Regions from separate parts of the Mus musculus genome. Here region 1 is linked to region 2. A link is a loop called in an ENCODE intact Hi-C map of the cell type or tissue named here. Cell type or tissue: left cerebral cortex. All regions are shown on one strand. Each heading gives the region's core, and the rest is flanking DNA. Links, peaks and the distances in the headings are about the cores only.

Region 1 (15,819 bases), core at 5,246-13,245, 260 kb after region 2:
TGAGTAACGATTTGCTCAAATTAATGCACGAGGGGAAAAAGATTAATTGTGATATTCATAGAGTATGGACAAGGTTTCTCATTGTTTATGCTGTGAAGTAGACGGCATATGTAATGATTAATGTCAAATGGAAGGAGAATTAATGAGCTGTTGGGAATATATTCGTTCTATTTATATAAGACAGTGGTTCGCACATGACTTTGTGAATTGGTGATCCTTTATACTCTTCAAAATTATTTAGGACTCAGATGAATTGTTAGTGTGGATTGCATAACTCTATTTCCTTGAAGAGAGACTTAAAGTTAGAAATTTTTAAGCAATAATTTTTATTTATTTTGAAGTGACAATATATCTATTTTATATTAGTATATGGCACATTTTAAATCATATATAGCTATATAACAAAAACTAAACAAGATTTTAAAAACAAATATCTTTAGTGTTAGGATAAAGATTTGCTAGATTCTCATATCTGCTTATATATTTTATCATTGTGTTATTACGTTGTTGTTGGCCTGTGAAGGAAAATCTACCCTCATACATGGTTTGAAAGTTTTTGATCTGTAGACTTTTTGAAAGGGTTTGGAGACACTGAGTTATAGTTGGCAAGGTTATAATTCTGGGTATTTAAATAAACATCAATCTAGATGTTGTGAAGGTGTTTTGTGGGTGTGATAAAAGTCACTAATAGTTAAGGGTCATTTGACTTGGGGCTGGAAGGTGGCTCAGCAGTTAACGAACTGAATTTGTTTTCCACCATTCATATAAGGTAGCTAGCTCATAACTGCATGTAATTCTGACTTCACAGGATATGACATCCTTCTCATTCTTACAAAGAAAAAAAAAGATCAGTTGTCTTCAAATCAGAAAGCTTTTCCTGAAGATCTGGCTGGGTTTGACTCAGGGGCTTGATGTGCCTTTCCTCCTGACCTTTCCAACACTTGCCTAGCCAGCCCCAACAACTACAGAAGCCAGTTTCTCACAGCAGGGCTCTTAACATCTATCTCCAACTGTGCCTGTTTGTTGTTGTTGTTGTTGTTGTTGTTGTTGTTGAACTCTCACAGTCTCACAGATACAAGGACCTTTAGGGTTGCTTGAGTCTCACTTTAAGAGCTGCTTTAAGGTATATAGTTTAAGGTATTTGGTTATATTTTGAACAGCCATTCTTGACACTTATATAAATGGCAGAACACAATCATTACATAGGGACAGTGAGATTAGAGATGGCCACTTCTCTCCTCAGAGGGATTACTCATCAAAAGGCACATCTTCACTAGCAGCGCATCCTGAAGTGCTCCTTTTCTCTTCCATGCCTTTAGTACTCTCACCCTGATTGGCTTTAACAATCTGCACATATTTAAATGTGAAGATAAGTGGATCTAAGTGGCAATGCTACAAAACACCAGGAAGAATTAGGATGTGGTTCCTAGTTTAATGAGCTGAAGCATTTCACTTCAAAGTCCATCACATACGTGTTTGTATTTGCATACAAGAGAAACAAATTTCCACTGATAAGGAATTAGAAATTCTAACTGTATCTTTTTCAGGAATCATAGATGCTATAGGAATAGAAAGGGAAACGGAAAAGGCATGTAACAGCCTTTGTACACAATGTTCTATTTATTGAATTCAAGTTTTCAAGTTGAATTTTCTAGGTAGATGAGTGGATGTCTTAGTTACTCTTTTGTTGCTGCGAAGAGACACCATGACCAAGGCAGTTTATAAAAGAAAGCATTTAATTAGGTGCTTGCTTGCATTTTCAGAGGGTTATTGTTCCATGGCCATCATACCAGGCCAGAATAGTGCCAGAGCAGTAGCTGAGAGATTTATATCCTGATCCATGGGCCGTGGCGGTGGTGGCGGCGGCGGCGGCAGCGGCGGCGGCGGCAGCGGTGCTAGCAGTAGCAGGAGAGAGAGTGGCAGGGGGAAATGAGGGAGGGAAAGAGAGGAAGAGACTGGGTTTGGGATGGGTTTTTTAAACCTAAAACCAGTGACTCAATGGCTTCAACAAGCAGTTCCCAAACAGTCCTACTTCCCAAACAGCTCTACTGCTGGTGACTAAGTATTTAAATATATGAGTCTATGAGTTCCATTTTCATTCACAGTAGATTTTTCTCATTGCCCAGGCCTTTTAGCTACTTCACATGTACAAACTTCACATGTTTGTAAGGTGATGATGGGGATAAAGGAAGAATGATATCCAGAAACAGAGGGATATAATCTTCATTTAGAAGTAAAAGCTTTGTACTAGCTAGATGTGCTAGCTAGGACGGTGAGAAGTTTATGCTCTGTGATGGCTAATTTACATTAACGATTTGACTGGATATGGGTTTACCTAGGAAACACACCTCTCTAGGCATGTCTATGAGGGTGATTCCAGAGAGGCTCAGCTGAGAAGCGAAGAATGGCAGCAACATCTCACAGACTGTATTCCTTGACTGAATACACAGACAGTAAGAGAGAAGGGAAGTGCCACCATTTATCTTTATTTCCTGAGGTGAGATTTGACATGAGCACCCTCCTGTTAGCATATGCTTTCAGTGATATACCTCCCCTACTGGGTTGGATGGTACCCTCAAATTATGAGCCCAAACATGTCTTCTTTTTTATTATGTTGCTTTTGTGAGATATTTTATCATGGCAGTGAAGAAACTAACTAGAGCCAAGGGTATTGGCATACATCTTTAATCCAAGTACTCTGGAGTCAGAGACATGTGGATCTCTAAGTTTTAGGTCAGCCTAAAACTGTTAATTTTCTACAGAGAAAATTAACCAGTAAACAATTCTAAACCTTCTAAGTTATAGGTCACCATGAATCAATAGGGTTAAAGTGATGGATGTGGACACAAAGAAGATGAAAAGTTGCCTCAGAATTTCTGTGAGCCACTGTTAGCATATTGTTGATTAAGAAGACTCTGTTCCAGAAAGACTAAGTAATTTGTTTGTGGTCAGTGTTACATTCAAGACTGTCTTGTAACTTAAAACCAGTGGAGCTCCCTACTGCTCCATTGAGGTCAACATTCCTTTTGAATTTCTGTTTGACTGACTCCCACCTAACTCAAATAACTTAACAAAAAAGATAATTCATTGTTTTTTTTTTGTTTGTTTGTTTTGTTTTTTCTAATGGTCCAGATCTCCAAAGACTCTTTATACCAATACCAACTCTTTCCTTCAATGTTATAGGAAGGATAACTCTATAGGGAAAGGCAGCTAAGGTTTTGCTGACTCTAGAAATGTAAACAGAATTGAAGAGGAAACTTAAGGTTCTTTGGAGAGTCAGTTGTGTTGGATGGTGTTTTGCTGGGTCAAAGACATGAAGGAGTGTTTTCTTGAAGTGGACACAGGTGAAAGACTAAGGCAGACTCATGAAGGAATGTTTCACTGAAGCAGGCATAGGGAAAGGATGTTCTGCTAAAGTAAGCCTGTGGAGGATATGTGATGTTTGAAGGAAGTATAAATAGAACTTGATGGACAGTGAAGGAGGCTGAGCTTGCCTTGCTTATAGAGCTAGCTGTGCAATGCTTGTTGTTTCCCTGAGAGAGGCACAGTGGATAACTTCTCCTGGGGTTCCTCCCTGCTCCCTTCTGAAATGTGCCTAGCTGAGGTCTGGCTGTCTCTGCTAGATAGTGTCACCACTTTGATTTGTGTTTGCTAACCTGATTCTACCAAACTGGACTGCTGATACATCCATGAAGTGTTTGCCAGTGGATCAAGCGAGCTGCTGCCTCTGACCTGTTAACTGAACAGCCGATCTCCAGACAACAGAGATGGGAGTTGCTCCAAAGAACTATTTCTAAACAGGTCTATTTCCTGCCCCCACCCTCCCTATCCTTTTTTTCTCACTACCTCTTGTGGGTGGTGGGCTAGCAGGGAGGTTAAAGAATTTAAGAACCATCATTAAAAATAGGTTTTGAAAGAAAGTTACACAGAATCAGCCAAGAAGTCTCAGTAGAAATGCCTTCTTGATATAGCTCACCCTGCAAAAGCCCCAAAGAAGACATAGAGTCATTCAGTTTTGGCAGGATGCTTGTCCCTGGGGCAAACACTGTTACCACAAGGGGGGATACTTTGGATGTGCCAGGTGATTAGAGCAACTCAATGCTGAAGCCAGTACTTTTTACTGCAAGGAGTGTGCACCTCCCAAGAAAAGAGTACCTTCTCACCAGAAGGGCAACAATTCTAGACAGATACAGAGTTAGAATACTATAATTCCATTGTAAGATGCACCTTTGGAAGCAGAAGGAAATGCAACAGAAGGAAGTATCTAAGGACAGAATCTTTCCAAGGAGGGGAATCTGAACCAGAGGGAAAATTTTGCTTTTCTTCTAAATTACTCAGGTCAGCATTCACAATTTTTGTAAAGCACGGAATTCCTAGATAGAAAAGACAAGGTTGATTCACTATGGCCTACATCAAATCAAAGTCTTAGCATAAGAAATATCTTAAATCCTTAGAACACGCCTGGTATTCCAAAAGCAGTCCATGTGATTTATGCATGAAGATTGCTCGTGTGATTAATGCTAAGCCCACTGCCAATGCCTTTTATGATCCCAGACCCAAGCCTATAATGACCAATCAATCAAGTGTTATTTTATGAAGCCTCAATTAGCAGTGAAAATAATATTCACTGTTCCCCAAATTGTATAGCATTGTTCTTTGTGATTTTATAGCATACATTTCTCACCTACTAAAACTTCAGTTGGCCTGGTATTTTCTGAGTTCTTATTAAACTTCAGTTCACATGGAATTTCATGGTGTAGGTAGAAGTATTAAAGAATCCAGTAAACTAAGATTTCTACAAGGTCATCTTGAAAAAAAAAAAGAATAATTTATATGCAGCACAGAATCTTACTTAAATTCCCACCTCAAAAGTATTATAAAGAAAAGCAGTAGTGATTCTGGGTTTTATGAACCTTATCAAGGACAAGGAGACAATAGAAAGGTGGGGTTGGGAGGTGTGGTTTGCTTACACAATCATCACTTCTAATACTGACTTCTCAGTACCTGTGTGAACAGGCTATTTAGTTCAGTTTCACAAACTTTCTGATTTCAACTATAATATGGGGATGCCATCAGTAGCTAACTCATTGACAATTTTAATGTCCTTTCAGTTGAAATAAGGTAATTTTTATATAAGGGATAAAATAAAGAAAGAAAAGAAATAGCACCTATTGTTATTCCTAGAACATACTAGGTAATACAGAATTTTATGGGCTTGAGTGAATCTTTTATAATTTCTCCAAGGAGCCTTTCCAATTCTTTCATTATCATCCATTTTTCTATGTGGCATTTTTCATAATCACAAACAAATAGATTTAATTCCTTATCATAAGTTAATTTAAGCATAAGCTATTGCATTAGAGGTCTTTTCAACTTGAATGCAAACACACCTTGACTTTGTTTGCTCTTTCTAAGACCACCATAGGTTTACTCTAAGTAGTCAATGGATGTCAGTGAGTAGATTATCTATAGGAAAGGAATTTTCTTTTCTTGTTGATTCTTATGAGCCAAAATAGATAGTTTGATATATGATGGCAATAGACCCACATACCCAGAAAATGGACTGCTGTGAGAATGAAACAAAATACACATACCCATTTGTAAAGATGTGTCATTGCCCCACCAATTCCAAATCTTATGAGTTTATTCTCACACATGTGTACATAGCCTGTACTTTATTAATTTTTTACTACTCTTCTTTACTCTAGAAAGTATCTGAGAAAAAGGCGATACAATAAGTGTTTTCTGATAGCTTTGGTATCCATGATTGAATGTCCCCTTTGTGCCAGGTTTGGAGAGAGACTTAGCAGAAGGTCCCCTCCTGTATGTGACCAGAACCAGTCAGTGCATATGAAATATCTCTTGGTAATTGGTTCCAAGGTAGAAGTAGAGCTACTGAGACTGTGCTATCTTAGATTATGCCTCCATATTAGCAAGGCTCCAGTTAGCACAAGTCTGCTGGGATCATGACTTCACCCAAATGTCACCGAAACCTTGTCATACATCTTAGGAACAGCTCTCCATCCTAACTTACTTAATAGTAGCATCTACCTGTTTCTCGCTGTCATCTCATTGTCTCTCTGGGTTGCTTTCTTCACTTTATTGTCTGTGTGGCATGAGGATTTGGTCAAACTAATTTCTGGCATCAGCCTTGGTCTTGGTACCTGTGTACCTCCTAGTTGCCATGGTACTAGTCATGTTGGGTAAGCTCTTTGCATTTATGTCCATAAATGGCTCTCACTTCAGTGGCACATTGCTAACTAAACAGAGCGAAACCCTACAGGCTGGCAGGCTCATTCTTGTTCCCTGTCAACTTCAGGATGGATTAATGCTCTACTATCCTTGAGATTGCTTTTTCTGAGAAATTCTTTTGGATGGACACTTTCAATTATTTTCATAAGAGTCAAGGTTCAAATGATCACACTGTTTCACCTTTTCATATTCTCATACTTCTGAAATGTTGTTACATCTGTGTCTTTAATGAAAAACTTAAAGTACCGAGAATGTTCCTACCAGTTCTATAGTGCAATGTGGTGACTGATGCCATCTAAAGCTCTAGGTGTATGGTAGGATTTCTCTGCATCTAGGCAGTTCTCATCTGTAGTTCATGAGGAGGCTCCGTATTTTGCTGTTCACAGTCTACTGAACAGAACAAAGGAGTTACATCTCTAAGAGCTGTGAAAACGAAACATATCCCAAGTATCATGGAATCACATGGTCCAGAAAGGAATAGGCCTTGATTTCAGTTCTATTTTGCCTGCAAATCTCCACATAAAACCAAACACACGACAGCATTTTATTCTCAACAGAAGCCATAATGGAATGGGGTGATAGTATTTTTTTCTTAAAAAAAAAAATATATATATATATATATATATATATATATATATATATACATATACACACACACACACACACACACACACACACACACACACACACACACACATATATATATATATATATATGAATGCATTCTTGCTTAATTTTTCCCCATAAATTCTGGCTTGAAGATACTGAACAGTTGGTTATTATCTCAGGGAAAATCCAACAGCCTGTTTTATCCACTTTATGTTTTTCTCTCTCATTTAATTTGAAAAGTAAACATTGCTACGAGGTTCAGAATGAGGCTTTAGGCAGTTTCTCCCATCTGCATTCTACAATTCACTCGATGAAAGGATTATTGTTTGTGATCATCTGATGGAAAAAAATACCTCACTTATTTTCCAGTAAGATTCATATTTTTAAGGTAGATGAATGCATTATTAAAATTATTTTGTATTGCAAAATGAAAAAGATAGTCTTAATTTTTTTTCTTCTCTATGAAAAAATACATTTCTGGAAGTCAGTGGTCAGATTTCATGAACCCATTGGGCATTGACTTATTGTTCTTAACAAGTCAGCTATACATTACTATTCTAAATTTTGGGGATTCAAATGGCCTGCTAGGAAAACCACAAAGTGATAACTGCTGGTGTTCATTGAGGTTCCATATGAGGCTTGACCCTGCCTTCCCTGTAATACTTGTCAAGGGGAAATCTTATACCTATGCAGATTAATATAACCAAAGTTTGGGGTTCTTTGTAGTGGATGGAGCCAGTGACATATTACCATGTATACAAACTACAGTTCTTTACTTGCAACTATTAAAGAAGGAAGGCAAAGATTTCCTGTAAGATTTGACTCTTTATCAATGAAATTGATTCAGATAGACCAGATTTTAATTTTCATCTCTGCTACCTTTAAGTGTTTATTAGATCTTGGGAAGTTACTATATCTCCCAGTTTTACTTTCTTTATTTCCAAGAGAAGTACCATATCTATTATTGATTTTATGTAGATTTATACAAATTACATGAGTGTAGTATATGTGGCATTATATATGTATGTATACATATATATGTAAACCTAGTATGATAAATAATCTAATAATGGTTTCAGCTATTCTAATTCAACCATAAACCCAAATACCATATATAACAGCTTTCATTTTTCTATCACTATGAGACTTGAATAGCACAATTCATTTCTTAAGTTTCTGTAATTTCTCACCCTACTCCAATCTCATTTGGTTAAGAAAAGGTGAATATATAAAAGTAGCATAAATGCCTAATCTGTAGAAATAGTATGCATGAGACAGAACTAGTCATTTGATTATTTCCACCAGGGGAAAATGTGTCAAGTATTCACTCAAGAAACTCTCCCTGTTTCCCCATATTTCCAGTTTCTAGTTCTGTGTCTAAGAAATTTTGAAAGCTGACATTCCACACTGATGATTAAAAACCTGAACAAATTAAATATCTACAGACAAAAAAAAGAGCAAAATCCCTCAGCAAAATATTAACAAATAAAACCTAATGGTGTATAAAAAAATACACACCATGATCAAATGAGATTTATTTTGTTATGCAAGAAAATCAGCTAAACATCACATCAATAGGTTAGAGAAGGAAAAAAATGACATAATTATAAATTGGTGTGGCAAAAGCATTTAACAGAATCCCACCACCATTCAAGGTCCTTTAAATTGATTAAAGGGAACTCTTTCAGTTTATACAAATATAAATATATGCACAAATTTTATAGCTTATTTAGATAAGCCTAAAAAGCAACATCTTTGTCTCACTGATTTAGAACAAAGTAAGGAAGGAATCTCTCACAACTGATTTTCAGGATTTTTTTTCTGGATCATCATATAAATTCAACTTCTTTGATGTATAGTTGTAATGAGCAATTAGCAAAAACGGTACTCATTTATAGTTAAGTACCCTTAAACATGAAATACAAAAATTTCAACTGAAAATGCAACCTATTTGTATAGGAAAAAATGACTGAACTCTGATTAAATAAAAAAGAAAAAACTAACAGAATGGAAAGATGTTTCATGTTCATGGATAGGAAACATTACCATTTAAGCAAATAGAGAATTCTCAAAGTTCTGAGTAGGATATAAGATTAGGAGGCTTCCCTGAAGGTTGGTGAAAGAGTCAAGGTAAACAACAATAGTCTTTACCTTTATGAGAGATTACAACTGAGAACAAAAGGATTAGGTAGCTGAGAGCTCTGTTAAGTAACAGAAGACTCTACGAACTGGTCACCACATGGCTTGGTCTGTAGTCAGTGGGAACTATCCAGAGAAATGTTTGCTCTATAAACACAGACAGAAACCACAGGCACAAGCTGCCGAAGGATGGATCAGACTTCAGAGATGTAACACACTATGATAGAGAGATGCAAAGCCAGCACAAGCTATAGGCAGAGGCTTATGTGTGATGTAAATAGGTGTGATGTTGAGATTATTCAGGGGTCTCAAGCAGGAGACATCCAGTAGTGCAAATAACAATGGAGGACCTGAGAGGTATGCTGCTGCACTCAGCCTGGCCATGTCAAAACCACATTCTAAAGATATGTGAACTGTAGTTATTGAAGAGACTACTGAAATGGATGTCCACACAGGTAGGACCTGAAAGGATGAATGTTTCCAGGGGAAAAGGCAAACAAGAGCCGAGCAAGTGTGACATCAGGGCACAGCAACAGGTGGAAATGTCCCCAAAGCAATTTTCCATGCAGATGTCTGGGAACAACCCAAGGAAGGGCTGACACCTGCTGGTGATGGAGAAGAAATGGAATCCAATGGGTAAGATAGAACTGTCTCCAGTGAGACAGTGTGTGCCTTCGAGTCTGGCTTTACAGAGTTGAACTGGAGCATCAGACTGCCCTTCCCTAGTCAGTGCAGTTCGCATAGCTTACTATGCAAAACATCTTCTGAAGAGGATCACAAAGCCATCCCTCCAAGGAAGGGACACTGAATATGCTGTTAATTTTCTTCTCTTATTATATCTTTGCCTTAAAAACTTTAAAAATTTACATGTAAGTTTTACCAGGTAGGGAGGTTACAGCAATATTGGCTCTTGGTGGGATAGCTACTTTTTATAGAAAACAAAAACATTTCCCATACCCAGTACTGGGATGAAAGGCATATGCTAACACCCTGAAAACAAAACAAAACAAAACAAAACAAAAAAAAATAAACAAAGAAAAAAGCGAAAAAGCCCCAAAACTTTACTCTTGCAAAAAATATCTCATCAATGTCAAGATTTTGGTTTTATATCACTAAATGATTGTTATGATTTTTACAATGTTGCCACACCCATTCCATTGAGTATGTCATACTATTCTTATTAGAGCCCATATACTTTCCATCTCACCTCCACTATGCTTACCTCTTCTTTTTTTTTTTAACCCTCCCATTTCATTTTAACTTCTTAATTAACATGTGTCATAGTTTTAATAGTCTTTAAATTCTGAGGATTTTTCACAACATCTCTACTTTCCTGCTCTATCTAATCTTTCTCTACTAAGACAATTTTATTTCTAATCTTAGCCTTAGAACACAATCTGTTAGATCCCACAATACCCTTCTGATTCTTTATCCCTTGCTAGTAATTGAAGTTTAAGGGAACTATTATGATATTTGCATAGTGGTCTTAGAAAGCAGTTAATATTCAATTCTTGGAATGTCATTGGGGAATCATTCTAGGGCCATGCACATGAGGGTTAGCCAATGAATTATATTACCAGTCCACACTAGAGGAATTATTCATTTGATATACTACAGTCTAGTTTCATGTGAACACTGCAAATACTTCAACTGAAGGATGTAGCTGATATATATATATCTCACAACCACTGAAATAATCCTGAAATACAAATGACAAAGCAGGAACTCAAGAAACATGAGCAACAGAAGCAGCATGATCCCTTAGAAAGTAGCAGATTCCAGTGAAGCGAAATAGATAGAATTGTAGATGGAGAATTAAAAAAAATACTTGCCTTGAGCTTTAGCAAAATCAAGTAGGATATAAACCAACTCTTAAATGTATCCAAAGGGAATAAAAATAAATGCCAGCCTGACATAAGAAAAGCCATATACAGTATAGAGAAGAAGGATACAGAGGCTGAAGAAAGTAAAGTGCTTGCCACACAAACATGAGGACCCGAGTTCAGATGGCCAGCAGCTAAGTGGTGTGAGACCCAAGCCTCACTATTTCTCACTGGAATTCCAGTGCTGGCAGGTAGTCACAGGAGGGTCCTAGGATCTTGCTGACCAGCCAGTCTAGTTTAGTCAATGAGCCTCTCCTTCAGTGAGGGGCCCTGTCTCAAAAGTTGCTGTTCAAACCATTAGAGGAAGACACCCAAACTTGAACTGTGGGCTTCACATACATGGGCACATACTTATGCACGAACCTGCATATACAAATGCACATACATGAACATGTACACATGCGTACAGCAACACACATATACACACACATACACACATATTGAGTACACACAAGAAATAGGAATTCAATAAACAAAAGTGTTGATAAATATCCTGATACTTTATGAAAAAAAAAACTAGATGTAGTGATAGACTATCAGATGTGGAAGACAGAAAGATGAACTGAAATATTCAAACATTGACATAGACAAAGTACAATAAGAATAAACTATATGAGATAATATATGAAATACCACTGAATAAATTTACAAATTATTTAGCTAGGAGAAGAACTTCAGGGTAGAAGAATAATTATATATTCAATAAAATCACAGCAGAAAGAATAGAGATTGCTATAAAGATTTAAAAGGCAAATAGAATGATTGAGAGATGAATTTTAGAAAAAGAACTTCCTCATGTTATATTATAAAGATAAAAATAAATCAGATGATAAAGAAAACACATTGAAAGATGAAATGAAGAAGCACCAAATAACACATAAAGCAGCCCACCAGAATCAGGGATTTATCAACAGAGACTTTGAAAACCAGAAGAGCAAGGAAATATATTTTAATCTGTAAAAGCTGTAACTGCCAATCCAGATCATATTCCCAGAAAAACTAGGCATCACATTTCAAAATCAGAAGAAAAAAAATCTTTCCACGATTAACACAAACACAAGGAGCTTCTGATTCCTTGGCCAGTGGTAGAGACACTACTTAAAAGGAATCACACTGAGAAGAAATTCAACACATCTAAGAAGCTGCAGTGAATAATACATTAATCCTTAGAACAGTAGATACACCAATGAGTAGTAAGAAAACACCAGAAATTATAAATCTAGAAATGATGGGAATTAATACACACTTTTTGGCAATCACTCTGAATATTAGTGGCCTCAATTTGCCAACCAAATGGCACAGAAGAAGAACAGATTGATAAGTAATTTGACTGCATAATGAAAATTATTCCAACAAAGGACCCAACGACAGAAAAAGGTATTCCAGCATCCTGAACCCTGGCATCTATGCTTGATTTTTCCAAAATGTTAAAAAGACTTTTGAAACTATCCAAAGGATTAAAAGGGAGGGAACCTTCTAAACTCATTGTTTGATGCTTTACCACATGGATTAGCAAAGCCAGACAAAGATACTGCAAGAATGACTTAGCACACACCTCTCAATAAACCTGCACTATCACATTGACAGTATGAAGGATTAACAATCATTTCATCATCTTAATTGATGCATAAACTACATTTGATAAAATCCAAATACCTTCATAATGAAAGTCCTGACAAAATAGGTATAGAAGAAAGATCATGCCTCAACATAATCAAGGACATTGTGTCAAACTCAGCCAACATGGATGAACAGGGGAAAGTTTTTCTAAGATGGAAAACAAGATAAGGGCACCTGTGGGCCTGGGTACCAGAGGTTTTCCACAGAGATCTCTGGCTAGGCCTGGTGTGAGGTTTCCAGCAAAGGGAAGCTAGTGCAGGCAGGGAAACAAAGTCTCTACCATGCCTTCCAGGTCGCTCGGTAACTCCGAGCTACTCTGCACTGAGTCAGGTCTGGCTGGGCCAATGAGAAGCGAACTATCCAGTGAGGAGTGCTGTGGAACCTCAGGTGGCATTTAAGGAGAGAAGATCTCTTCCCAAGTGTTACAGCTCTTGGAACAAAAGACTCAGATGATGGCATAGCTCTTGCATACCTTTAATTCCCTGGATAGGATTTATATACAGTTTTCTGGGTGATTTAGGGTTTGACAGCAGGTATCTCTCATTGGCTTGAACTGAGAGTTTGGGGAAAACCTTATTTGCATGTGGGAAGGCTTGGTGTTGCTCCTATGTGACAGATACCCACACGCATCTTCTGTGGGGGCTGTGGGGTAGTAACTTCAATAGGAGTCAGGGGTCCAGGAGACATGAACACCTTTTGCCCCATGTAGGTGGAAATCACTACCCACTGGGTCCCCCTGGGGTTCAAGACCTATGCTTGAGTGGAGACCAGACTGTCTGTGTGCAGCCTACTGCCTCACAGGCACCCATATTCGTTTTTCTTGCTCAATATAGTTCTGGGGGTTTTGAAAAAAAATTAGGCAAGAAAAAAAAAAAGGTATAAGAATAGAAAATAAAGTCAAATCATCCTTTTTTTTTTTCACAATGATGATATTTGGGAGAAACTGAAGAATCTCCCAAAAGCCTATTAGAATTCACTAATTCAATAAAGCAGAAAGGTACAAAAGCCAGCAGCTTTCATTATATCATTAATAAAGTAGATGAGAAGGAAACCCTGAAGGTAAGCCCATCTACAACAGCTACAGAAAATGAAATAAAATGCCCAGGGGATAAACTTCACTCGGAAAACGAAAGACATCTACAACCAAAAATTATGAAACACCAGGGAGAGAAATTGAAGACAGGAAAAAAAAAAAAAAGAGAGAAAGGAAAACCTTCCATGCTTATGGCTAGGAGAACTAATATTGAGATATTTAAGCTATTCAAACAATATGTAGATTCAATCAATGTTAGAACACTTATGACATTATTTGCCTAACTAAGGAACACAAGTATAAATTCACATGTAGTGTACAATATGCTGAGTAGCCATAGAAACCTTGAGCAAAACAACAGAGCAGATAGCATTACAGCATTACTGTCAAGATGTGCTTGGTAGGCTTTGTCTCCAGCCTTGATATAATCTTGGGATAGAAGCAGATGTACAGACCATGCAGCAAGCCAGAAATCCCAGAAGGAAAGCTTGGGACCCTGAAGACAGTTGGCGCTTGTTAAGGACAGCCAGAACATATCAGAGGAAGGACACTGTCTTGATGACTTTGCTGGAGAAACTGGGTATATACCCATGCAAAGCAAGTGGAATCTTGGTATGTCTCATTCCCATTCCACAGAGCTCAACTCAAAAGGAACCAAAAGACCTGAAGTTAAGATCAGAAGCTATTAACAAGCAGTGGGTGGAGTAGGGCAGTTTTAGACACTGATACAAGGCCATAATTTTTGTGGATTTGATGCCAAAAGCACAGGAGAAAAAGGGCAAAAGCATGACAATTGGAATTAAATCTACCAACGTGGTGTAAAGGACACAGTCTATGTCTTTGGAAAAGATATGAGATCAGCATAGGTTCTCACTGGCAGGCGAATGGGTCAAGAAAACATCATCTACATACATGATGGAGTATTATCCAGCTCCAAAGAAGATTGAAAGCATGCCATCTGCCACAGAATGCATGGATCCTGAGAAGGTGAAGTGGAATAAAACAACTATAGAAAGGCAAATCCTTTCATTCTCTTTCACATGCAGAAGCTGAGAAGAGACAACTGTGAGCAGAATAGTGATCAGCAAGCATTGAGAAGGGTATAGAGAGCAGGGTGGGAAAGAAAGGCTGATTTGACTAGTACATGCTCTGTGCATATATGGAAAGATCACACTGCACTGCATTAATAAGTACAATTAAGACTTTAAAAATAAATAAAAGACTTACCCTAAACTAAAGTAAATCAGGACAGGGTGTTATTAATAAAGTAACTGAGAAATGAATCAAGGGGACATAAACAACCTGGAAGTATATCCTCATAAGATCCACAAACCTGGTCAACAGATCTTTACAAATGAGCAAAGGTGGTACATTAGAGCAAAGGCCAACTTTTAGACAAATGGTAGTGGACAGCTGGGCACCACAAGCAAAACTAAAACTTATCAAGGAAAGACCTTACATTCTTCACAAACATTGTCTCAAAGTATATCATGAGAACAAATGTCAAATTCACAGCCATAAAACTCCTATGTGCATGCTGCAGTCGACAAATGTGACTTCATCAACCCAAATAAAACAAGAGAGTTTCTGCTCTCCAAAAGGAGGACAAGAAAATAAGACAGTCAGAGAGAAATTCTTCCCAACAAAAAAATATAGATAAAGTCCTATTTTGCAAAAAACCATCCGTAACACCTAAAATTCATTTAAAAATAACTTGATTAGAAAATAAACAAAAATTCTGAGAGATATGTCATCAAAGAGATACACAGATGGAAAATATGTCTATAAAATGATGTCACTCATCAGAAAAAAAAAGTTAAAAATACACTCAGATTCTGTTACACATCCATTAGAATTAGAATATCCCAAAGCTAAGATATCCATAGCACCAAATGGCAGAGGATATGAAATGACAGATACTGTCACTACTGTTAGAAATGCAAAATGACACAGCTGCTTAGAAAAATTGTGTTCTTGGAAAATTATAGGCAGTTTTAACAAGCAACCCAGCCACAATACTTCATAGTATTTATTCTGAAGGAGTTGAAAACTTTTGTTAGTATAAAAACCAGCACATTGATATTTCTGCTATATTCATAATTTCTTAGACTTGGAAGCAATTGATGATTCCTTCAGCAGTGAATGGTAAGTCATAGTAGAACTGGACAATAGAATATTGTTCAGTGCTAAAAGGAAATAAACTAGAAAGGCACAAAAGATATGGAGAAACCTTAAGCACACATTACATAATCTGATATTGTCAACTCCATGGCATTTTTGGAA
Region 2 (15,819 bases), core at 3,088-11,087:
ATGATTTACTAACTCATTTCCAGACTTTTCTCTTTGTCACTGTCTTCAATATTTCCTTTGTTGGCTTGGATTCATTCTGTAGCAGAGTCATATGGGGGACACTTCTATTCAGCCATCTGGGTGTTTCTCCTCCAGCCTGTCAGCCTCCTGGATCTGTCAGCCTGGACCAAGAGACCTTGATCTGGCCAAGAAAATCTGCCATAGATTATTGCTGGCATGTCTTGTTTTCTTATCATCCATACCCTCCATACATTTCCATACCCACCTACGCCACCTCTAGATGATCTCTCTGCTGGGATTTCCTGATCATCTCCTGCTTCTGGCTCACTCTAGTATCTCTTAGACCTCTCAAGATAAACCCCAGTAGCTGATTTAATGTAAGCATGGTAGCTTTCTTTTGCCTTCCAGGTTTTTAGCACTTCACCAGTTTCACAACTAGAACAGATTTTAGAGACCAGCTCTCAGTTTCTAACATTTGTGACCCACAGAGTAAAATGGAGAAGATACCTATATAATGTCAGACCTAGAATATGAAGCTGTAGGATAAGAGCCAATTAGGGTAATGTGAGATGGGAATCCAATCCTCTATTTGGATTGCGTCTTCCCAGTGGTTTTGAGGAATACAGTTTAGCATTCCAACTGATTTGTTAACTCTTTTTTTTGGGGGGGATGAACAGAATCTTGAAGGAGATAGAGTAATTTGTTCAAGGTCACCCAGTGGATTAGTTCAGAATTTGAATCAAGGCTTTCTTAGCTTTACCACTTTCTGTAGATCCACAAATAAGACAGACTACAGGGGACTTTCAAGGGAATGATCAAAGAGTGTCTACCTCCTATTAACCCATCATCCCTTCAAAGTCTCACAGTCCGTCAATAGGTCCCTATGAAAATCATCAATATCATTTCCTCTTGAAACGTCTCCCTCCTGCCCTGATATAAATGCATTGCTGGCTTGTTAATTTTAGTTGGAAAATCGGAGACCTAGTGACAACCACTACTGCACAGGGCTCCTCTGCTGTTCAATAAATGCTAATAAACGGCAATCTGCAGTCTTAACAATTGCTTCTGCCTGAACCCAGATGCAAGGGCAAAGATTACTTTGGTCTGAATTGGATTTGAAAAGGCTGAAGGAACAGGCTTTGAGTGCGCAGTGGAAATGCCAGTTGAATATTAATTACTGCTGCGCTGCCGGATTGTGGAAGGGTGTAGTGGTTCAGCGCAGAGACAAGAGGGACTAGCAAAAGCCTTCAGAATGCTTGTGCTTGTGGAATCCAAGAGCGTGGCTTCAAACAGAGGCTTGGGAGCCTGGGGGTGGCTTTTTCTACAGCTCTCCCAGTGTTCCGAGAGCACTTCTGCTCTTGCAATTTGCTCATTTTATTTACTCTTCAGAATCATCATAGTGACTCAGCCAGGAGCTGTCTTACGGGCAGGTTTTAATTAGTGGCCTGGGAATTCAAAAAGTAGCAGGGAGGTACATAGGGGTTCCAGAAGCTACTTGCCCCACTAATTATTTCGAACACTCCAAGAATGGAATACTCATGCCTCTAGTGATTCCCAACACACAGTTACGACCAGCCTGCCTTACACAGTTATCCCCCTGACCCCAGCATTAGTCGTGTGTCGCATGTGAAGGATAGAGATTTGCTTATGAACATACTGAGGTGATTTCCATATATTCCCACCCCTAGCAATCTTTTAAATTATGGATACTAAATTATGTCCTACAGATTTAGCTGACCAATAGACACATGACTAATTGTTTCTTTCCATTTGAAATGTGAGCCTCCTGGTGGGCTGTATGTTTTGGTGCAATTATATCAGCCCCAGGCCAGAGCTGGGCCATTTTAGCCACCTGAAGAGTGTGCTAATTGTCCTGAAGTATACTGCCTGATGTGTGTCTCATTGCTGTAGTGGTTTTAATGGGAATTTCTAATTAAAAATAAGAAGAGAGTCAGGGTTGGATGCCTTCCTCCTGCATTACAGTTCAGGCAGAGCCCCCTTGAGCATGCTCATGTGATCAAGCCCATGAGGGGAGGCAGCTAGGGCAGAGACTAGCGTGTGTCTGGTTTGTCTAGTAGGTACAGCTCAGGCTGTTGGAGCTCTCATTAGATCTGGGCCAATGTCAACATGTCTTCCCTCATGCCACTTCTCCCAGGCTCTGTGTCAGTGTGTGGAGTGTGTGCCAGTGGGGACTCTGGGAAGAAACAAGGCAGGGATTTTAATCAGCTGGAGTTTCAGGCTGACATCTGGAAGGAGTTCATGACATAAGATTGTTCTAGAAAATCATAGTCACACCCCACTGCTTCCAAAAGACCAGGTTCCCTGGTGATTCAGTAAGTGGTCCAAGAGTCTTATCAGATGAGAATATCAGCTCTGTCCTTATTAACAGTACATTCTTGGAAAAGCCACTTAACTCTTTTGAGCCTTGGCATACTTCCTTATAAAGTGAGGATAACTAACAATAGAAACTCTGATGGCATATTGGTGGACATTTGCTTAAGACATTTTTGTATTGTACATGGTGAGTCACATTTCCTCCCCATGCCCCAAACCCATATTCTTACTACCTTGTTCACAGTCTAATAACACAGAGGACAGGAGAAGAGTGAGACCAAGTTCTGAGACTATTAGTCAAAAGTAGAGACTAGAAAGAAAAGGCAACAAAAGAGAAAATGGGATTTTCTTATCCCTGTGGGATAAGGCTCAGCCCATTTTTGCCAGCTGACATTGAGAAGTTTTTGAGAGGGAGAATAGGGTTTGTAAGAGGTGAACTGGGGGGAAGAAAGAGAAAATGGAAGAAGAAAGAGTTAAGAGGGTGAGAATTGTTGTTCCACCTATAGGGTTGCAGACCCCTTTAGCTCCTTGGGTACTTTCTCTAGCTCCTCCATTGGGGGGCCCTGTGATCCATCCAATAGCTGACTGTGAGCCTCCACTTCTGTGTTTGCTAGGCCCCAGCATAGCCTCACAAGAGACAGCTATATCAGGGTCCTTTCAGCAAAATCTTGCTAGTGTATGCAATGGTGTAAGCGTTTGGAGGCTGATTATGGGATGGATCCCCGGGTATGGCAGTCTCTAAATGGTCAATCCTTTCGTCTCAGCTCCAAACTTTGTCTCTGTATGAACTAACCAGTAACCCCCCAGAGCTCTTGTCTCTAGCTGCATATGTAGCAGAAGATGGCCTAGTCGGCCATCATTGGGAAGAGAGGCCCCTTGGTCTTGCAAACTTTATATGCCCCAGTACAGGGGAATGCCAGGGCCAAGAAGTGGGAGTGGGTGGGTAGGGGAGTGGGTGGGGAAGGTATGGGGGACTTTTGGGATAGCATTGGAAATGTAAATGAAGAAAATACCTAATAAATAAAAAAATGCTAAAAAAAAAAAAAAGAGAGTGAGAATTTGAGAGAGAGCCCTCTGTGGCTTGAGCCCCTTGAATACATAAGATATCAAGAAGTAATGATGGGTCATCTTCTAGTCCTTGCATGTGGAGAGAAAAAGAGGCAGGCTAAGTCAGGGGAGGTATGTCTCCAGCTTCTGTCTTCTGGACATGTGTGTAGGATTAGATATGAAGACATTATTAAGAGCCGTCCCATTGTCCTCATTGCCCAAAGCCTGGTACTAAACATGGGGAGGACTAAAGTTGAACCTTTGACGACTCAGTACACCAGTCTTTTGGGAGTGACAAACACACACAAGAGGCATAGGTAACTAGCAGAGGCCTGTGTTGGCTTCTACAAGAGATGTGTAAAAGCATTTGAAGAAGCGATTTCATGCAGTAAAGTAGCTGTATGCAGGTCTGAATTCGAGATGGGGCATTGAACAGTTGCTCTGGCTAGAGCCCATGCAGGAACAATAGGATTGGGAGGTACAGAGTGTGCTCAGAACAGCAAGCAGTAATCTACTGTGGTATTCTAACAGCCTAGGCTCCGAGCCTGCAAGGTCAGGTGATGAAGGGCTAAGTGAATACCTGGCTTAGGAGCTGGGCCTGTAAATGGAGCCCTGTTGACTTTTTTTCTTATTTACATTAAGAGTTATCTCAATAGCCTTCAGTTTTATTTCCTACCACCTACCTACTCCTCCCTCCTCCAATCTATATTTGCAATTTGCTAATGCTCAGCTGGTCAGCAGGTTTTCTGTTGACCTCCCAGTGCCTTTAATTTTCATCTCAAAGAGTTAGTTCTATCTGGCTTCTAATACTGTCACTAAAAAAAATTAGATTTCTTAGTGAGATCTCTTGACTACAAGTTTGAAGGGCTTTTTAGAAATGGCTTCATAAATGTTCTCATGGACAAGAAGGCAAAGTTCAGGGAAATCGCAGGCTTGGGAGTCCTTCAGACCAACCTTCATATTTTAAATAGACAAGAAAGAAAAGCTGCACAATAAGAACTTTGCGAGAATGAGAAATGATCTCCTGAGTCTTAGATCCAGTTGGGGCTTTTCAAAGCTTTCTTTTGGCAGGAGGGTGATTTAATAATTTATTTTTTACCACCTGAAGGTGAGTAACACAGATGTGACCTTTGACTTAGCCACATACTTGCCTGAACAAGAGCAGTAGTGTCCACTCTCCTGTGTGTCCTGTTGTATCAGCAACAGCCTCAGATGTAGGCAGTCCTGTCCATGGAGTCTCCTAGATAAATGTGTCTATCTCTCCATCCTTGACTGCCATCTTGACTTGAGAACTCTTAGGCCTACTTCTTTGGCATAAAGCAGATAAGTGTTGTTGAAAAGGATGGCTTGCCAAGGTGGGAAGCTCTCACTGTTTGGCCATGATGGTCATGAAGGTGGTGGCCTGAGTGATGTACTTGACTGTTCTGACCCAATGGATTGTGGTCCAAGAGGGTGGTATAAATTTTACTTTGGAAGGGTTCTGTGTGCCACTGTGGGAAAGAGCATGGAGTAACTGTGTGGATCAGAGGTGACTCTTCTGCATCTTCATTGGGACTTTGTTCCTTTCCCTTTTAAAGGAGGTGTGCTTGGCTAGAGGCCTAGTGACTGCTGCCCAGGACTCTTGAGTTTTCAGCTTGAATATCTTCCATAAGTGGAAGAGGAAAGTGCATGCTTATTTTTACATACGTGTCTTATACATATATCCAGGAAAGGGACAAAAGTATATGTGTGTGTATGTGTGTGTGTGTGTGTGTGTGTGTGTGTGTGAGAGAGAGAGAGAAAGAGAGAGAGAGAGAGAGAGAGAGAGAGAGAGAGAGAGAGAGAGAGAGAGAGAGATCTTCTGAAGGCAGGAAATGGGGCTCAATAGCAGCACTTGATGGAGCTTTAGAATTTGTTTCTGCCTTTGTAAGTAGGACAAAGGCACTCTGAAGGAAGCCTTTTGCTGGTATAGTCCATCTCTCTTCTCCTTCAGGCTATTCCTCTGCAAACAGGGTAACACGAGGAGTTCTAGAAGGACTTTGTATTGGTCATCTTCCTGTCTCTGTGATAAAGTACCATGACCAAGGTAACTTATAGAAGAGTAGGTTTGGGCTCATGGTTCCAGAGGGAAGAGTTCATCATGGCGGAGAGGCAGGCATGATGGTTAGAGCAAGTCTACTCTCAATGAATACTTCCTCCAGCAAGTCCAGCCCTGCTCAGTCATTGCCTCCAACTGGGGACCACGTGTTCAAATACACAAGCCTCTGTGGGTATTCCTATTCAAAGCACTACACACAGAGTTCTACTCAGACAGATTTCTCTTCTGTCCTTTATCACGTGGCCTCAAGTTATTCTATGCAATTGTCATTTGGTGTAACAATCTTTATTTTTTTTAAATGTGCATAGGTGTTTTGCTTGCATTAGTGTCTGTGGGAGGATGTCTTTTAAACTGTGCAAACAGCTCTGGAAAGCATTGGTATTTTATCTCTGGCTGATGAAATAGTTGAAGATGGGAGTCAGGAGAGCAGTATTCTGATCGTAGCCTTGCTTACACATTGCAGAATGACCCTGGACACAGCTATCTGTCTCTCTGTTGAATTTCATCATCTGCATTTAATAACAACCTTTCATTTGTGGGAATACACAGGTTAGCTGCAGGAGAAATGGCATTTCCAAAATCATTTTCCATTACCTGCCTAATTCCTGTGCAAGACTGGGCCCCTTAACATTATGAGCCAGAGAAGATTATGAGGACTGTGGTGGTTTGAATAAGAACGGGCCCCACAGGCTCATAGTTTTGAATGCTTAGTCACCAGGGAATGACACAATTTGAACAAGATTAGGAGGTGTGGCTTATAGGAGGAAGTGTGTCACTGGGGGTAGGCTTGGAGATTTCAAAAGCCCACACCCAGGCCGAGAATGTCTCTCTTGGTCTCCGGACCACCATGTAGTTCTTAGCTATTGCTCCAAGGCCATGTCTGCTATCATGCTTCCAAACGGAAGACGATGCACTGAACCTCTGAATCTGTGAGCAAGCTTTCAATTAAACGTTTTCCTTTCTAAAAGTTGCCTTGGTCATTGATGTCTCTTCACAGCAATAGAACAGTGACTAAGACAAGGCCCCACCCCTCTCTGAAGGGGTAATTATGTTGGTAGGTAATTAGGGTTGCTGGGTAAGGGAGAGTCATTTTATTCAGCATTGCAGCCACTGCCAAGGTAATTTTAAGAAACACCCACTCACCCACTCACCTATAACTCACCCTAATTAAAATCATTTGTTCAAGAAGTGTAGGAAAATACTTTCTTTGGATTTCAGTCAGGCGTTTGGTTGGCTAGTCTCTCTACAATTATGTCAGTGGAACCTTCCCTCAGGCCTTCCTGTGAGGGGTGAACCCTCTTACAGACGGCTGCAGAGAGAGTGTCTGTTCAGCTATCTACAGAGGTATGACTTTGAGGAAATAATATGTTTGGAGGGGCATGGGAATATGGGCTTTGTGCTTCATTCACATAGTAAGCAGCCATGTTTATTGAGGGTGGCTGGTAGGGTTGCTGAGGTGCCTGGGGACCTATGTAAAAGAAAGGTATGCATTTGCTCTGGCTTCCCTCTTGACAGTTGGAAGGGCTGAGTGCCTTGACCCTTCGTTATGGATCCCCTTAAACAACAGTTTCTCAACATCTATGTACTGATCTGAAAAAGTCAGTCAAGGTCCTCCAAGGGATTGGAGGTTTTGTTACCTTTCCCCCAAAGGGTTGATGCCTCCTCAGCTTCACTCAACTCCTGAAAACCAACCCCATTCATGATCTCTCCGACGGCAGTATCACAGTATCATCACAGGATGTTGTACTCAGAGCACCAGGGGCAGAGCAGGAAACTGATGTCTTTATGGGCTTTTCTATTCTCTGTGTTTATGTGTGCATGAGATACAGACTGATACAGCTGCACAGTGGACCACAGGCTTGAGATCTGTCCAAGAACAGTCCTACACCATAGCCAGCCTCCCCAAATAGCTTTTAGAACCAATTGAGGGCCCAACTGGAGAGGTTGGAAAACCTGGGAAGAATAGTTTTAGGGAAAAGCTCCTGAAAGAATTTGTTTAGAGTCACCATAGAAACCAGAACACCAAGACTTGAAATCTGGGCTCCAGTTCTTAGATCCAGACAGACTCAATGTCCTCAACAGGATTCCAGTGCCTGAAGCTCTCCCACCCCTGCATAACCCCAGTTGCAGTACCTCCTTCTATCCGGCTAGGTGGCAGCAGAAGGCTTCCAGTGGAAAGCATTCCACAGGGATCTGTCTGACTTGGTGCCCAGTTTGGAGTCTGAGAGGGCTGCAGGGGAGATGTTTTATGGCGGTGTAAAGAGTATTTCAGGTTTCCCCTAAATGATGATATTATACTTACTTTTGTTTGGACTGCAGCCCAGATTTACATGGTATGGAATTGTCTTTCTTTAGGCCACATTGCTGCCTTATGCTAGATTTGAGATGAAATTAGGGCGCCCTCACCACTATGAAACCCTGCCTCTCAGGAGAATGTCATGTGGTTCTGGTTCCCCATCTGCCCCCCTGGTCTTATCTTGAGTCATGCATCTCTGGTTAAGTACACAGACACTGCTTACAGACTCCCAGGGTTAGAATACCACCTGACCACTTGCTAACCATGGGACTGTTGTGTCTTTATGTGACTTCTCTTTACCTCACTGTCTTCTCTGAGGTTGGGATGAATGACTGCAAATGGCACTCAGTTTCTTTACAGTGCTTCTCATGAGAGGATAAGAGAATATTTTTGAAACAAGTGTTTTGCTTCCATGGAACCTGGTGGTCAACAAGTATACAAGTTCTCAGCATAGATCTCATGAGCTCATGCAACTCTTTTTCCCTCTGAAACCATGTGACCAGACCTAGCTGGCCTCCTCAATGATGAGAAACCATGCAGGAAGGAAGATACCAGTTCTTCAGCTGGGGTCCCAGTTACATGTGAGCTCCATTGACATCAGGCAAAGTAAGGGTGAGGCCAATGCATGGAGCTTTGAGGTAGTGGTGGTGCAGTTGAAGCTATTGAGCCAGGTTAGATAAGTCTTTACCCTGCAGGGTTGCTGTGGTGTTAGATAGTGATGTACAAAGTCTAGCACACACTAAAGTAACCCAATACAGTTATTAGGACAACATATTTGCTGTGGTGTTAGATAGTGATGCACAGAGTCTAGCACGCACTAAAGTAACCCAATACAGTTATTAGGACAACATAATCCCAGGCCATTGTCTGTTGCTCTCTCTCTCTCTCCTTCTCCCTCTCCCTCTCCCCCTCTCTCTCTCTCTCTGTGTGTGTGTGTGTGTGTGTCTCTGTTTCTCCCCCCCCACCCGATGCATGTGTGTGTGTGTGTGCATGTGTTTGATGTGTGGTATTTCTGCACATGGAAGACAGAGAAGATTGGATATCCATCTTCTACCATTCTTTGCCTTGAAACAAGTGCTCTCCCTAAACTTAGGTTCACAACCACCTAATCCCAGAGAGTTTCCCCTTTCTGCCCACCTCACACCTTTGTCAAGTACTAGGGTTACAAGTGCATCACCCTACACATAGGTTTTTAGGTAGGCACTAAGGATTTGAACTCATATCCTCATGTTTGTGCTGTAAGCAGTCACATTGACAATGGATGGAAAAGCCCAAGTCAGCCTAGGTTTTGGGTGTGTGCTAGGTTCACAAGAGAAAAAGTAGTTGCGTTAGATTTCCTGAATAATGTTGCATGTGCCGCTTTCAATTCTTGTAGCCCAGAGATATAGTTTGTGCTCCACTTTCACACTGGGCCAAGTATTCCTAACACCCTGAAACCTGGGAAGGTAGGTACAAGTGATGGCAGGCCCAAGCTGCATTGAAAATTATCTAGTAGAGACTTACTAAAGTTTCTTGGATAGATACATAATTGAGTACAAAGAAGGACAAATGAATAAATATTCATGATAATAGTAATGATAATGTATAGGTAGAATAATAGGATTTCAGATTGGTAGGAAATCTATGGAAAAACCAAGTTTATTTTTCTTTCTAAAAAATGATGACATGTTTCCAGTCTATCAGTAAAAAGATTATACACATATAACATGTACTACATACAGTCACTAGCATTATATTACAGAGGCAATGTTAGAGCTTCCCTCTGAGTGAGGTGGCACATCAGACAGTCACACAGTTGGTTTGGTTCATGAAGAATGGCAAGAGTAAGTGACCACTTGTGACCAGCTTGGCCTAGGCTCCCCAGCATGTGGAAAACTGTAAAAATGGGGCCATCACAAGCAAATGGAGTTGGTTGGTAAGCAAGAAAAGAGCAGCATCCGAGTGCTGGGCAGAGCACGGGCTTCAGGAAGGGCTGGGGGCTTGCATAATCTTTTGTTTTCCCTATCCCCTCTTTTCCTTCTGGGGTGAGACTCTGTTACTACTGCCGACTGCCCATGCTTCTGAAAACTTCAACGTGCACTGCATGCGATTTGGACTCAGTCCTTCTGCCAGGAGGTAGAGCTGCTGAAACTTAATTTGCAAGCATGGTGACCTGCTTCAAGGTCCTTTAAAGACTTCGGGGAAAGAGCAAACACTTAAACTCTAATCTACTGGAGTCAATGCTCTGTTATTTTTTAATTTTTTTAGAATATACTGCTGGGATTTCTGAGTACTGGCAGCAGGCAGGGAGTCTCATGGGGAAAGTAGGGTTGGGGTTGGGTTTGGAATGGGGTGAGATCCAAGTTTTGGTGAATCTTCTCTCTTGAAACAACTTATACCTGATTGATAGGACTACTTATTCTTTACCCCCCTACCTCTTGCATGACTGTATCAATTTTTCTGTAGAATACTCAAGTCCCACTGCCCTTCCCTTTCTGGCTCATGCTGGCGTCATTATACAGTAGAGCTTTAGGATGGCCCTCCAAATGACTTCTCCGGTTTTTATTTTTCACCAGGAAGTCAGATTACGTTTCCATTTGCCATCTTGATTGTGGAGCTCTTTGTGAGTGCCATTGTTGAGAAATGACTTAAGTGACAGGCCAACTCATGACTGGTGGTGAGGACTTGGGTACAAACGTTTACTGCACTAGTTTGGCTCTCCTTGGACTTTTTGTCCAATGTATAGGCACTGTCTTAGGGAGACTGGGGCAAAGAACACTCCTTGACTTAACTCTGAGGACTTGGAATAAGTCATAGCAGACCTAGATTCTCTTGACAGCCTTTTAGAGAAATACTTCGAGTTCTTTAACATTTTTAGCATTTACAATTTATAGGGATATGAAGTACACGTAATTCTTTCCTTATGACTGCTTAACTTAGCTGAATCATGGGTCAGCAATGGCCATGGCATTTGTGAAGATGTCACTTTGCATTCAGAGTTGCTCTGTCATGTGAGTCTCTTCCTGAGTGAAGCTGTGTTAAGATCTCATCTCTGAATTTTCCCATTGGAAGTGTTGAATGAGGATGGGTAGTTTTATTTTGAAATAAATAAGTAGTTTGATGAGGAGAATGCCATGTCTTTTTGGAATATTCCTTAGATGGTGGGACATGTGGTCCATTAGTGGAAAACCTTTAGTATGTGTATTCTTCCTGCTACTTAAATATTTGAGCTGCAACCCCACAGCCTTTGACAGTATCTTTTGTTCTGCATGTAAATCCCATTTTCATCTTTGGCTTAGAGCAGTAGTTCTCAACCTGTGGGTTGCATACCAGATATTTCATCTTATGATTCATAACAGTAGCAAAATTACAGTTATGAAGTAGCCACAAAATAATTTTATAGTTGGGGGAGGGGTCACCAGAACATGAGGAACTGTATTAAAGGGTTACAGCATTAGGAAGGTTGAGAACCAATGGATTAGATGAAAGGAACAGACTCAACTTTGTGAATGGAAGAGATGGTGTTGTAGTGATCTTGACATGAAGTCCTCTTATGTGCAGGTCTCTTCTAAAACTGGAGATCTTGGGGTGAAGTGATGGCTTGACAGGCCTAGTAACTTCCACATTCTGAAACATCCCCAAGGTCTATAATACTGGTTGGAGTCGTGGATACTTACTGCCTAGTTGCATTGGGTCATAGGCATTACTTAGAAGAACATAAGGATGTGCATAGGCTATGAGAACACAATGCAACAAAAACATCTCTGTATCCAGACTAGCATTTTTAAACTGTGCTTCCTGGCAGCAGAAATAAAGCTAGAGTCAGCTAGCCTGACAGTCAAGTTTTCCTCAAATCCTTTGGGGCCAGCATTTCCTGAAGGCAGTCAACCCTGGTGAGGAGAATTGATAAAACTGTCAGTCATCCCTCTACAGAGAGGAAAGGGGACTGGGTCACTTGCTCATGATTGGATGGTCTCTTCTGAGTTTGGATCCATTTCTGATTTCTGTAGTCCCTCATATGGTCAGTGAACTCTGAGATCTGCGATGGCTGCCTTTGCTTGAGTGTCGAGATACATCCTTTTGACCCCTGGAATAGGCTGTAGGAGCCACTGTCCTGTTTGGATCCAGAAGGCATTCCCCAGAAGAAAGTTTAGCTAATGTATCTACAGTGCATGTGTCATCCCTGGAATGCTCTCTGCTGCATCTCGGATCCTGGAGAACCCGGTCTTCCACATGCTTCTGTCTGGGAGGGCCAGAGCTCTTTGAGGTACTGGCTCCAAAGTTCTGCTGTGCTTCAGGTGGTACTGGATGGCATGGGGGTCTAGTGTGGACAGTGCCAGTAGCAGGAGCTGAGGCAGAAGCAGAAGCAGAGGCAGGGGCAGGCCTCTGTTTGCTTCTCCAGTTCTGGATTTCAAGGTTTCTTTTGTCTATGGGCAGCTTGTCAATTTTCTGAGCTTTTGAGATTAGAGACTTCCCATATGTACCTTGTAGAGATAGGAGAAAATACCTAGTAGGAAGTAAAGGGGAGAAAAAGAAGCAGTTTTTGAATTGTTGTTAAAGGTAAAAGGACAACATAAATCCCATTTGTCTCTATTTAAGGACCAGGCCTGATTTTGAAAAAGAAGACCATAAGTTACTAGCTCTAGGAACAGACCGTAAGTCCTAAAAAAGTAGGCCAAAAGGTACCAGCTCCAGAAACAGACCATAAAATCCAAAATAAGGTCATAAAATCCCTTCCTAAAGAATAGCCTCGAGATATTCACAGAAATGGGAAAATATCTTATCCAAGGATGGATCATCTGTGTTGGACAGTCCTATCTCATCCTATAGTTAAACATTCATGACAGAGGAATGCAGACTACTGACCACGTAGCACAAGCCAATCAGAAGTTGACCCCTGTCACCTCCCCAGCACCTGCCAATACAATATTAGATTAACTAACTCACTCTCTAAATACAGAAGAGCTAACATAGTAGCCAATCAAGTTATACTGTCACTGCTTTGGCCCCAACTAATCACGTTAGAGATTACCTAATCCTTCTAGAGAGTTCCCCTAGTTCCCTATAAGAAGGTCTGCCCACCTTTGTCTGGGGTCACCATTTTAGAGAATGGCTGAGCCCGGATGCTGATAATTTCTGCAGAATAAATGCTCTTCATCTTTGCATACTCTCCGAGTCCAGAGTCTTCCTTCCCTTTAGTGATTTTCGGAGCCTTACCAAGGGATTCTGGTCAGCTAGAGTATGGTCAGCATGGCTCTGGCAGGCCTTGCCCTTCTCCCACATTCCCTCTGCCTTGCTAAAACCCATTAAATGACATTCCTAAAGCCAAACATCAAGGTCTGTTCTCTTATTTGGCAGCTTCCTCCTTCCAAGACTGATTACCAAGGTCCAGCTATCAAAGTATTGAAGTCTAGCAACCAAAAGATTCCTTCAGCTCATCTAATTAACATGCCCAAGTAAAATGAAATACCCCACCCTAACATGGAATTTCCCCTTGTATGTTTATAAACTACCCATTTTCCTATGGACCACTCCTGTCTCCTCTCTATCCAGAGGCAGTCCTTTGTCCTCCTCCCTTGTTCCTTTTCCCTTCTTCCCCATCCTCCATTTCCTGTCTTTGTTTCTTATTCCCTGCCCCCTGTCCCTCTGGGGCAAACAAATCTCCTTTGTGCTGAGCACTTGGTCTTGGGGGTCCTGAGCTGATACTTTCCTTAACAGTTGTTGACTTCTTGAATTCAGTGTTGAAAGGGGTATTAGAATTTAACTCTGCACAGATCATCTTTATTGGACTCTGAGTGACCCCTCTCAAAGCTAAGGGTGGCTGCCTCTGGTGGAGCAGAAGAAACAGGATAGCACCAACAACACATAACAAACAGTCAATGCTTATTCTGTGCCAGGACTGCTCGAAGCGCTTTGCTGAGTACTGACATAAATCTCTCAAAAAAATCCGTGTGCTTGGTACAGTCGAGAAACATGAGGACACGCATGCTTCCATCACCTGGGACCATTGCCAACTTCTGTGAGTGTATTTTGTGACGTTTGTACTAAATGAAATTGTCTGATGCTGTGGTTTTCATTTCTTAGTCTGTACAATGCATAACTATACTTCCTTTTGTACACACGATGTGGAAACTAATCTAGCAGTTTGTCTGATGTCAAGTTATGGTCAGACTCAAGTACTCTAGATCTACAGGCTAGTCTCTAGTTTACTGTACATACAACAGTATTTTTTTAATAGAACTTTATTTATATAATTAGTCTTTGCCCAGTAAGGAAACTGACACCCCTAGGTGCTGAGGAGAAAGTGCCAAGGTCTCTTGAAAAGGTCTGAGACGTCTGTAGCTCGCCCTGACTAGTCTTCTTCGTGGTAGCTGTATGCAGTCTGTGGGAGACTCTAAATCCTGGATCCAGATTTATCCAAGTGGAAGGGTGAGAATGTTAGGTATCTGTTACCTTGTGTCACAGGCCACCCACACTCCCTTTCCAAGTATTATCTAAGAAGCAGCCCACCTGGCCTGGAGGACATTTAGAATGTTAATTTGAAAGCCTCTTAAGAGAGAGTCTTTCATTATTCTATTGTATTTCAAAGTTGCTTGGTGAACCCACAGGGGCAGAGGGTCTTCTCAAGACTATAGATCTCGCCAGAGAATAAATAGGGGGCAAGTATATGCTTCAGGAAAGATTAGATTTCTTGTCTGTCCACTGAAGTGCCCTTAGTCTAAATCTCTCCCACAGGACACTGCCTTTCTCCTCCATCCTCCAGTCAACAAATATGTGTTAAGTTCTCACAGCAGTCAGGTCCTATAGGATTAAGCTTTGGACAAGAGAGAACTCCTACTTTTTGTTATATAAGAGTGTAGTTTCTGAGAGAGAGAGAAGGCCTAAAGACTTGGTCTTATCTGAAGACCATCCTCCAAGAAGCGTTTGGGTGGAGGACTGAGGTTTTTGTACAGTCAAGCTCAGGGGTGGGGTGGGGTGGGGTTTGAGACACCAAGGCAAACTAGGTGAAGTTTGAAAATGACAGTTAGATCCTAGATGGGGAGACAATGACTAGAGCAGGCAAGGACTGTGGGCCGTGGTTTGCATTTTGTGTTTTATTATAAAGGCCCAGGGATGCTTTTGTGACTGGCAAACGCATGACTAGACCAGACTTTGATACATTAATAATAGATAGTGAGAAAAGTCTCAAGAGGAGACAAATTGTATAATTTGGGATGTCAGGGAAGTAGCCTGTTTATGATGGCAGCTGTAGAAATGAAAATTGCAGATGTATCTGAGAAAGATACCGCAGGTAGAAAGGTTGACTTGTTGCTGTGTATGGTTATGCAGCCCCAAGGGATGCCAAGGATAATTGCTAGAGGACAATCTGGGCCCTGGCATTTGCTGAAGGGAACTCTAAAGAGGCTGGCTTTGGAGGGTGAACCTCGAGGAAAGTCATAGGTGCTCTCTGTTTTTGTTAGACTGTGTGCAGTTGATGAATGAGTTAAAGAAATGCAACTGGAATCAATGAGAGGCCCGTGTTGGAGGCATCTGCGAAATATTTTTCAGTTCAGAACAGTGGTTTTTGTATGTATGGAACAAGTATAAAACTAGGAGACCAGAGAGCCTGGGATGAAGGCTTGCCACTCACTGTATCTAGGCTGTGAGTTGTAAAGGAAAGAAAGAGAAGTTGGAAGACATTCCAAGCATAGGCCATGTCGAGTCAGCTCTGCAGCCTACCTGACCTATTTTCTAGGTCAGAATTCTTTCTTTTTTTTTTTTGAGAGTATATAATTTCCTGTCTCCTTCCTCCCTCACACCATCCCATATAATCTTCCTTGTTCTCTTTCAAGTTCATGGCCTCATTTTTTATATACACAAAGACACACACACACACACACACACACACACACACACACACACATCCCTAAATACATAAATACAACTTGCAAAAAAAAAAAAGTCAAGGGCAGAGGGCCCAATTAAAAGGATTAAGAGGATATATTAGGGTTTAAGCTTGGTATGTTATTTTGCTTTTAAATCTGTAATAGTTTGTATACATCTATGCTCTAGTTGAAGGGAATTTGTCATGTTCTTTTGACCTGGG

What was found. A loop is a pair of places that touch in the nucleus more often than their neighbours do. Peaks named below come from ENCODE experiments on the same cell type or tissue, not always from the same donor. Only the 100,000 strongest peaks of a DNase experiment are listed, where the experiment ranks them.
Region 1: it touches region 2 in a loop (2.4-fold over the local background); 16 of 42 quality-filtered maps call a loop at or near these places.

Annotation. Positions count from the first base shown.
Region 1 is chr11:42,993,161-43,008,979 of GRCm38, reverse strand. No RefSeq gene overlaps it. Among named protein-coding and RNA genes, the nearest start is that of Gm34644, 130 kb to the right of the region's middle. In left cerebral cortex, for the core only: a CTCF peak has its summit at 9,616 (motif pointing left); a DNase peak (open chromatin) is centred at 9,569.
Region 2 is chr11:43,255,830-43,271,648 of GRCm38, reverse strand. It overlaps Atp10b (ATPase, class V, type 10B), which reads right to left. Exons shown (of 23, transcript NM_176999.3): 23 at 9,364-12,240. The coding sequence ends at 11,748. Among named protein-coding and RNA genes, the nearest start is that of Gm12146, 39 kb to the right of the region's middle. In left cerebral cortex, for the core only: a CTCF peak has its summit at 7,606; a DNase peak (open chromatin) is centred at 7,616.